Regions from separate parts of the Homo sapiens genome. Here region 2 is linked to region 1. A link is a loop called in an ENCODE intact Hi-C map of the cell type or tissue named here. Cell type or tissue: GM12878. All regions are shown on one strand.

What was found. Peaks named below come from ENCODE experiments on the same cell type or tissue, not always from the same donor. Only the 100,000 strongest peaks of a DNase experiment are listed, where the experiment ranks them.
Region 2: a loop joins it to region 1, with 2.2 times the contacts of the local background. A loop is called at or near these places in 4 of 110 quality-filtered maps.

What each region holds. Positions count from the first base shown.
Region 1 is chr22:44,818,725-44,823,724 of GRCh38, forward strand. PRR5-ARHGAP8 (PRR5-ARHGAP8 readthrough) reads left to right here. Exons shown (of 15, transcript NM_181334.6): 9 at 3,647-3,745. It overlaps ARHGAP8 (Rho GTPase activating protein 8), which reads left to right. Exons shown (of 12, transcript NM_181335.3): 6 at 3,647-3,745. Among named protein-coding and RNA genes, the nearest start is that of ARHGAP8, 69 kb to the left of the region's middle. RefSeq lists a silencer at 2,051-2,150. In GM12878, a CTCF peak has its summit at 2,075 (motif pointing right); a DNase peak (open chromatin) is centred at 2,077.
Region 2 is chr22:44,948,171-44,953,170 of GRCh38, forward strand. The region is part of intron 2 of PHF21B (PHD finger protein 21B); the gene reads right to left. Among named protein-coding and RNA genes, the nearest start is that of PHF21B, 59 kb to the right of the region's middle. RefSeq lists an enhancer at 4,277-5,000. In GM12878, no CTCF peak of the experiment used is centred here; a DNase peak (open chromatin) is centred at 2,741; H3K27ac peaks cover 523 bases.

The DNA of each region.
Region 1 (5,000 bases):
CTTGTTCCATCAGCCCGGCTGGAGTGCAGTGGTGCAATCATGGCTCACTGCATCCTTAACCTCCTGGGCTCAAGTGGTCCTCCCACCTCAGCCTCTCACATAGCCGGGATTACAGGTGCGCACCACTGTGCCCAGCTAGTTTAAAACAATTTTTTGTTGAGACAGGGTCTCGCTATGTTGCCCAGGCTGGACTGGAACTCCTGGCCTCAAGTGATCCTCCTTTCTCAGCCTCTCAAAGTGTTGGGATTATAGGAGCGCACCATGTTGACTGTTTAGAATAGGGCCTGCCAGGCAAATACTCAATGTTAGCTGCTAGTACTGTGTTTTTTGTTTGTTGTTGTTTTGTTTTGTTTCATTGCTTTGAGACAAGGTCTCAGTCTGTTGCCCAGGCTGGAGTGCAGTGGTGCCATCACGGCTCACTGTAGCCTCGAACTCCTGGACTCAGGTGATCCTCCCACCTCAGCCTTCCAAGTAGTTGGGACTACAGGCACGCCACCATGCCCAGCTAAATTTTGAACTTTTAGTAGAGACAGGGTTTTGCCATGTTACCCAGGCTCCTCTCCAATTCCTAACCTCAAGTAATCCTCCAGCCTCGGCCTCTCAAAGTGCTGGGATTATAGGCATGAGCCACTGCACCTGGCCCTGATTTAAAATGTTTTTAAGTTGGCTGGGCGTGGTGGCTCACCCCTGTAATCCCAGCACTTTGGGAGGCCAATGTGGGCAGATTACCTGAGGTCAGGAGTTCGAGACCAGCCTGGCCAATATGGCGAAACCCTATCTCTATTAAAAATACAAAAAATTAGCGGGGAGTGGTGGCAGGCGCCTGTAATCCCAGCTACTCAGGAGGGTGAGCTACGAGAATCGCTTGAACCCGGGAGACGGAGGTTGCAGTGAGCCAAGATCGCGCCATTGCACTCCAGCCTGGGCAATAAGAGCGAAACTCCACCTCAGAAAAAAGAAAAAAAAATCTTTTAAAACTACCCTTTTGTATTAATTTGATTCCAATATCTTACGCACCTTATGTGCCAGCACCGCAAAACAGTACTGTGAAGTCAGCCACATTTTCCCCATTCCAAAGAAGAGGAGGTTGGTGCTCAGAGAGGTTACGCCCAAGTCGCACCATGAGAGGGGGCGTGGGCTGGGATCCAACCTGAGCCTGTGTGGTTCTACCCCTCATTCTGCCTCATGCCTGGACATAAGCAGCTGCCAGGAGAGGACCATAGGAATTGGGCTGGGGCTCTGGAGCCCAGATTGGGCTCCGCAGCCCATTGCCTGTGAGATCTTGGGCAGCCACATAACCTCTCTGTTTCCCAAGTCCTCATTTGTAAATGAAGGAAGTAGAGGAACTCTGAGGCCCTGGGTCTCGCCAGACCTCCTGACTCAGATCCCCGCAGGTGGTGCCTGTGGCTGCAGGTCTAACAAAACCCCAGCAACTCTGCCGCACGCCGTGTTGGGAGCCCCTGGCTGAGCTGGCCTGTGGGCCCTTTCCCGAGAGGAGAGGCAAGTGGCAGGGCCCTGGCTGCACCTGTCCCAGAGTCCGTGTTTGGCAGAGCCTGGCCTGCAGGACAGGTCAGGGAGGTTGCAGAGAGGAAGGTGAGGGGCTGGGCATGGGAGGCCTCCCTGCAGCTCTGAAGCGGGCACCTCTGTCCCTGAGAATGGTTCCTGCAGAGGGGCAAGACTCCCTTTGCCCTTAGTGGGTTCCTCCCGCCCATCACACAGGACGTTGACAGTACTTCACAGCCCCGGGGACACCCTCCGGCATCCTTCCAGCAGAGACCAGACTGTCCCCGAGTCCTGTGGCGTCTAAATGGGCAGGCGGTGAGGACACTCCTGCAGGGGTCCCACCAGCCCCTTCCCTCCGGGGGCTGGGGTGCAGGCACTAAGGCAGGCCCCGCTTTCCTCCCTCCCCTTGTGCTTGGGGTGAGGGGCACACTGCACTTTGGTGGCTATTCTGCAGCCCCAGCCTTCAGCCCGGGTTCCCTGGCCTACCTGGCAGTGTCCTTGAATACAGAAACCTGGCAATCCCCGCCCTCCTCCCTCAGCCCCCGGGTCCGATTCTTTCTCGTCCACTAGGGGGAGCCAGTGCACACAGCTCGGCCTCCCTCGGGGCTCCTTTAGGAACCACCTGGCGCTGGTGCTGGCGCTGGACTGAGCTGTGGGCTGAGCTTTGGGCTGAGCACTGGGCGGCCGCTGTCCCTTTGGATTCTCCTACCTGTCATGATCTCCGTATTTTTTGTTTTTGCCACGGTAACTTGAATTATTTTGATTTCACAAAATAAACGACATTGAAAATACATGAATACTTATTTCAAGACTTTCAAATTGTCATAAAATAACATAAAATATCTTCGGTTTGGCTGAATACATAACTTTCCTTTTCCAGTAACAACATAATTCTTTACCCACATTAATAGTTGTATATCTTGGCCAGGCACGGTGGCTCATGCCTGTAATCCCAGCACTTTGGGAGGCCAAGGCGGGCGGATCACGAGGTCAGGAGATCGAGACCATCCTGGCTAACATGTTGAAACCCCGTCTCTACTAAAAATACAAAAATTAGCCAGGCGTGGTGGTGTGCACCTTAATCCCAGCTACTTGGGAGGCTGAGGCAGGAGAATCACTTGAACCCAGGAGGCGGAGCTTGCAGTGAGCCGAGATCACACCACTGCACTCCAGCCTGGGTGACAGAGCGAGACTCCATCTCGAAAAAAAAAAAGTTGTATATCTTAAACATATACAATAAAGAAATAATACTGTCCTCCAAAATAAAACTCAAATGATATATTTATGGCAAAAACCAAACCTAGACTATCATAAAGAAGGCGGGGATTACAGGCTTCTTATAAAGGCGTGCTCGCATCCATCTGTCAATGATCCCCACTTTGCAATTCATGCTGAGCCTTGTTACTAATAGCAGTCGTCACAGCGAGCATGTCCACCAGACGTCAGGCAGTGGACTAGACCTGCAAATAGCCTTGCATTGTCTTCCGCCCTCACTTAGGAGGGAGAACCCCCACTTTCAGACCCAGGCCCTGAGAGGGAGTGAATTGCCCTGGGGCACAAGAGGAGGGAGAAGACGGAGTTGCTGCACCTGGTCAGGGCATGTCTGGCCTTGTGGCTGCGCTGCTCCCTGGGGTCCGAGAGACTGTCCTGGAGACAAACCTGGAGAGCCTCATTGGTTCCTCTCCTTAGAAGAGGTGGCCAAATGTGAAGCCACCACTGACCCCAAAACCGCGAGCAACTGAGGCTGCCCTGGGGCAGGCTTCAACCTCAGAGCTGCTCTCTCTGTGCCAGTGGCTTAGTGCCCCCTGTCTAGCCTGCATCCCCCAAAAGCGCTTCTTGGCACTTCCGCGCTATCTCCTATATGCAAATTCAGGGCAGATGTAAATTGGAGGCAGATATTTATTTTTATGCAGATGAGCCACTCCAGCGTGTTTGGTGCATTGGAGATCTCGTGAAAGCAAAATATCTCCCGGCGTGCGCTGCTTGTGTTATGTTCGGGTTTTAAGTCGTGTCAGCGTTTACATTTTCTTAATATGAAAAATGCCTGCATTGTTCTGCCGCCAACTCCCCCTCCCTCCCTGCAACCCTCGGCCTCTCTGCTGGCGCCTAATCGTTCTTTATTCTCTTGCTTCTGCTTTCTTAGTCACAAGTTTGGGAAGAAAGTCATCTATTTCAACTACCTGAGTGAGCTCCACGAACACCTTAAATACGACCAGCTGGTCATCCCTCCCGAAGTTTTGCGGTAAGTGCCTGTTAGACCCCAGAAGCCGCATCAATACATCTTCGTGCTTCCAAAGGGCTTGGTTCAGTCCCATGAATGTTTAAGGCTTGATTTCCAAATGTGTGCTTGGCTAGATTTGGCTCAGAAATCTGCGGCATCGACAAAGATCCGCAGCAAAAGGTGCTAACTGCTGACTCAGAGAAATGAAATGGCAAAGGTTGTATACAGGACGGGATGTTTTCCTCGCCCACCATTGCAAAACTGATTTAAAAAATAAGCCCTAACATGGCAACGGCCGTTTGTTGCCTTGGTGTTTACCGTTTTTGCTTTTGAGCAGAAAATTAGGAGAATTTCCCAGGCGTGTGGATAACGCTGTGTACAGAATGAAGTGTTCTCAGGGACGTCACGGGTGCTCTAGAAAACGACCTGTCTCCTGGATGCTGAAAGCTTAATTGGTGTGTCTGCTACAAGGCTTAAATGTAGGCCCAGATGAATAGAGGCTGCCCAGAAAGGCGTATGCCACACAGCCAGTACAGGGCGCGGCCAGATCCAGCCTGGGTCTCTGGACCCCCAGCCTGGGTTCCCTCTGCCCCTGTGTCTCCCTCTCTGAGGCGCTCCTTTGAAGGAGCAGGCCCTTGCCAAAGTACGTGCAGGGAAGGCTGGTAGCCTTGCAGGGGTAATGGAGATAATAACTTCTCTCCGGACGCCAAGTCACATGGCAGGTGCTGGGATATAGAGGTGTTTAGGGAGTGTGGTCTCTGCCCTCATGACACTCTCAGACTAGTGAGGGCCACAAATCAGTGATGACAGGGGCCAGAGGAGGCACAGAACCCAGCTGGGGAGGGGACTGGTGTGTGGGGGTAATCCAGGAAGACTTCTAGGAGGAGGTAGCTCTTAAAGTGAGTTTCACAGGGACAGTTGGCTAGATGAAGAGGCCAGGGAAGCACATTTCCAGCAGAGGGAAGCCCTCCTGCAAACATATGGGTGAAATATTGGGAGATCTGGAGGCAGTGAGAAGTCCCATGTGATCAGGCAGAAGTTGGTGAACGTGAAGCTGGAGGTCACCTTGGGCCGGGAGTCCTTGGTGCCAAGCAGAGGAGAGTGAACTGGACCTGGAGGCCATGAGAGGATGATGGGAATCCCTGGTCGCCCGTGGGCCCTGGCAAGACCCCACTCCCAGACCTCACTAAAGTGATCCGGGGGAGTCCATGGAGACGGCTCAGAAGATGTATTTGTAGCAGCTCTGTGGTGGAAGTGATTTGGTCTGGTGACAAAG
Region 2 (5,000 bases), 130 kb after region 1:
TTATTGTGTAGTTTATTTCTGTTATTATTACATTGTAATAGATAATGAAATAATTACACGACTCACCATAACATAGCATAAGTGGGAAATCTGAGCTTGTTTTCCTGCAACTAGACAGTCCCATCTGCGGGTGGGTGATGGGGACAGTGACACCCTAAATGTGTTGCTTATGTCCAGTCTACTCCATCATCTCGTTTTGGTTGCTGTCACTGCAGAAAACTCTGCTTCAGGCTGGGCGCAGTGGCTCATGCCTGTAATCCCGGCACTCTGGGAGGCCGAGGCGGGCAGATCATCTGATGTCGGGAGTTTGAGACTAGCCTAGCCAACACGGCAAAATCCATCTCTACTAAAAATAAAATAAAAAAAAACATTTAGCTAGGTGTGGTGGTGCAGAACTGTAGTCCCAGATACTTGGGAGGCTGAGGCACAAGAATCGCTCGAACCCGGGAGGCAGAGGTGGCAGTGAGCCGAGACTGTGCCACTGCACTCCAGCATGGGTGACAGAGTGAGACTCTGTCTGGAAAAAAAAAAAAAAAAGAGAGACAGAGAAAACCCGGCTTCACAAAGACAGGATGCTGGACATGGAAGCAGGCTTTTCAGTGCTCACGTGGCAATCTCAGGATATTCCACTTTGACTTTTATCCAGAACATATGGAGATTTGAAGTTGTCTCAAACACACTTTTAGGGCCACTGTCATTTGCAGTCTCAAGCAGTTGATCCTCTTCTAGCACAGACAAAGGTGATTCGCGTGGCTTATCCACAAATGGGTCACAGATCCATTCCTTCCCAGTTTGGGGTTCTTTGGTGGTTGGGAAGTAACGCTCAAGCTCTTTTGAAAGCTGAGGTAGGGGCCGGGCGCGGTGGCTCACGCCTGTAATCCCAGCACTTTGGGAGGTGGAGGCAGCAGATCACCTGAGGTCAGGAGTTCAGTACCAGCCTGACCAACATGGAGAAACCCCGTCTCTACTAAAAATACAAAATTAGTTGGGTGTAGTGGCGCATGCCTGTAATCCCAGATACTTGGGAGGCTGAGGCAGGAGAACTGCTTGAACCTGGGAGGCGGAGGTTGCGGTGAGCCAAGATCGTGCCATTGCACTTCAGCCTGGGTAACAAGAGCGAAACTCCATCTCAAAAAAAAGAAAAAAAAAAAAAAAGAAAAAAGAGAGCTGAGGTAGGTGATCATGCACCAGCTGGAAGAGGGAAGGCCCTGGCTCTATCTCTTTCAAAATCTCTGCTAATGTTTGAAACATGTCAAAAATCCCAGTGTTCCCTCGTCACCCCCATAATTCCAATTTGGCTTTGAATGCAGCCACTTTATCTGCCGACTTGAACACAGTTGTCATTCTTCCCTGAAGTGACAGATTGAGTTTGTTGAGCAGGTTGAATACGTCGCACAAGTCAGCAAGTTTTGCGACTCATCCTATGTCACTGAAATATGCTGCTAGTGGGGACTATTTTTCTAAAAGAAATCTCTGGAGCAGCTCTCATAACTCAGAAACTCTGGCCAGTGATCTACCTTTGGAAAGCATCTCACTTCTGTGTATCAGAGAAGACGTGTGTGTACCGCGTCCATCTCCTCACAGAGCCGCGAGAACAGACCTCGTGAGTTAAAGGCATGCACTTTGCTGTGGCTGATCATTTCAATCACATCCTGCAAAACGTTCTTAAGTTCAGGTGATTTTTTCGGCACCGCTGCAAGAACAGATGTGAGTTAAAGCCCATGTACTTTAACGTGACTGATCATTTTAATCACAGCTTCCAAAACGCTGTTAAGTTCAGGCAACATTTTTTGGCTGGCCGGCATTTCTCCATGGATGACACAGCGTGTGGACTCACATTCAGAAGTGACCTCTTTGACCTGAGTAATGAAACCAGAAAGCCGTCCAGCCATGGCAGTCTCTCCGTCCATGCACAGACCAACATAAAGTGATCAATTCACCTTTCCTGATATGTAATCAAAGACGTGAATACCAGCTGTGGTGTGGGTTGGCAACAGAAGCACACATAACACATCCTCATGCACATCCTCCTGAACATATATGCACAAAAACAAGCATTGTTGCCTTGTTTTCAACATCGGTAGACTCGTCAACCCTGGGTTGCGTACCGCAGTGACTCATTAATCCCCTCTAACAATTGTGCCTCAATACCCTCTGTCGTTTCATCAATTCATCTAGTTATGGTGCTAGCCAAAAGAGGAATACGTGCTACCCTTTCAACTGCAGTCTCTCTCAAAAGTTCACGACAGATGTCCTTAGCAGCAGCAGGCAGGATCAACTCCACCAACAGTAAAGGGATTCCTAGCTTTAGCAATGCGGTTAGACACTAAGAGTGACGCTCTCAGTGCAGACACAGTCAACTAAGTGGTGGCCTTCAATCATTGCTTCTGTTCTTCGTGTTCGTGTTTTTTTTTTTCTTTTGAAAAACTCTAAAGGTTTGTCTTTTAATGCAAGGTGCTTGGTCTCCATGTGGCGAAGCGGTTTTGAAGGTTTTACGGCTTCACTGGATAGCCAGTGGTCACATATTATGCAAAGAGGGCTTGGGGAATATGAATCACTTGTTGCAATGAATCCATAATTGAAGCAGGGCTCTTGCTGTTTCCTTTTAAATGCAACTTTCTTTGAGTCTTCTGCTGTTTCACCATTGGGCCTTTCCCCCTTTTCAAAGAAGCTCTCCAGAGACGCTTGATTTTTTTCTTACTCATTCTGGCTAGGGTTAGCCGGTGGACTTACCCAAACTGTGACTGAGACACGTGCTGAGTGTGGGAAAGAGGCATGGACAGAAGTGGTAAGTAACATCACAGGCGGGCCACACGCAGCCTAAAATAAGCATCAGGTTCTGACGTAAAGCCTGCCGCCAGACGCAGCGGTACAACTGAAGTACATCAACTCACTTGCCACTATAAAGCCTGCCACCAGATGCAGCTTAAGCACCCGCCACTCACAGATATGGTTTTGATATGAGTCTGCAAGCAACTGACTTACTATGGTCTCTGTGCAGTCAAACCTCTCTGCTAATGCTTATCTGTATTTGCAGCCGTGCTCCAGTGCCAGCATCACCGCCTCAGCTCCACCGCAGATCATCGGGCATTAGATTCTCATAAGGAGTGCACAGCCTAGATCCCTTGCATGCAGAGTTCACAATAGGGTTCGTGTTCCTATGAAAATCGAATGCTGCTGCTAATCTGACAGGAGGCGGAACTCGGGGTAATGCGAGCAATGGGGAGCGGCTGTAAATACAGATGAAGCTTTGCTCACTCACCCACTCCTCACCTCCTGCTGTGAGCCCCAGTTCCTAACAGGCCACAGACCAGTACCAGTCCATGGCCCGGGAGATGGGAATCCCTGCTTTACATAAAAGGGATCACACAGTTTGCACTCTTTGGGTCTTGATGCATTTGCCCAACATTAACACCTGTGAGATGCATGAAAGCTGTTGTAGCCAGATGTCCTTTTTCATTGCTGCATAGTATTCCCCTCTGTGAATGGACCACAATCTACATCTCCAGTGTACTGCTGACTGGCATTTGGGTTGTTTCCAGTTTGGATTATCATAAAGAATGGCTAATGCTGAACACCTTTTTTTTGGTGAGTCAGGCACTCATTTTTTTGGGTCTGCACCCAGGAGTGGAACTCCTAGATCATGGGATAGGTGCAGGTTTAGCTTTAGTGGACTGTTAGCTTTGTGCATTTCCCATCTCACTTTTCCTTGCCTTTTGTCCTTTATTACCTCAAATTTCTTTTGGAAAGAGGTGGTGAACAAGAGTGAAATAAAGATTCCGAGTAACAGTGGTTATGATGAAATGATTCCATGATTCTCAGATCTGTGGTTAAACTTCTCTGTGATGGTGCTCACTGCGTGTTATGTATACAATTAAGAAAACAGAACTGGCTGGGTACGGTGGCTCACACCTGTAATCCCAGCACCTATGGAGGCCAAGGCAGGTATATCACCTGAGGTCAGGAGTTCCAGACTAGCCTGGCCAACACGGTGAAACCTCGTCTCTATTAAAAAAACAAAAACTAGCTAGGCGTGGTGGCAGACGCCTATAATCCCAGCTACTTTGGAGGCTGAGGCAGGAGAATCGCTTGAACTCGAGAGTCGGAGGTTGCAGTGAGCCGAGATCGCACCAGTGTACTCTGGCCTGGGCAACAAGAGCGAAACTTTGTCTCAAAAAAGAAAATAAAATAGAACCAACATGCATGCAACGTGAGAGAAACTGTTCAGTTCACTGTGGCATGTTTCCACAACAAAATGGCATATGGTCATTGAAAACAGTTTTGACATGGGAAAAGGTTCCCGTCTATCCTGGGGGTGGAGGGAGCACAGGGAGGCAGAACCGAAGAAAAAGTCAAGTTCCAAGTGGACTGAACGATGCCCAGCATTTTTGGGCTTTCAACTGATGGGAATTACATCTAATCACTAACGGTGACTGCCTCTCATGGAGAATATGATAAATTTCTGTTTTTCTATTACTTTATCCTTTACGATACTTTCCACATCTCCTATGATGAATATGTTTACAGTTGAAAAAGAGAAGAGTATAAGAGTCTGATTCCAAGATTCTATCATTTTTGAAGAGCTATAATTATGAGCCTCCTCTAAATAACCCCAGAGGTTCAGAGACCCTGGCAGCCCTCAGTGACGTGAATGGGGTGCTAGGCGCAGATTCTCAGTGACAGAGAGCTCTCAGGACAAAAGGCAGGATTCAGCCCCTGTGTCGGGCACCCTCCTAGCCCTCGGTTGCCCTCGGGACTGCTGAGCCCTGTGTGCTGGGCTGCCCTGTGCCCTGCTGACCTAGCTCCTCCCCATTCCGCAGACCCCTGGGTCTCTTCTATAGCAGCCAGGGGGACAGAAGTGGGCTGGGGTGGGCCAGGCATCAGGATCCCAACTGCTACGATGGCTTCAGTCCTGAGCAGCCCCTTCCTCTCTCTGAGGCCCAGGGTGCCCATGAACACTGAGCCAGAAGGAGAAGGTCCCCACAGGACTCTTCTCTCGG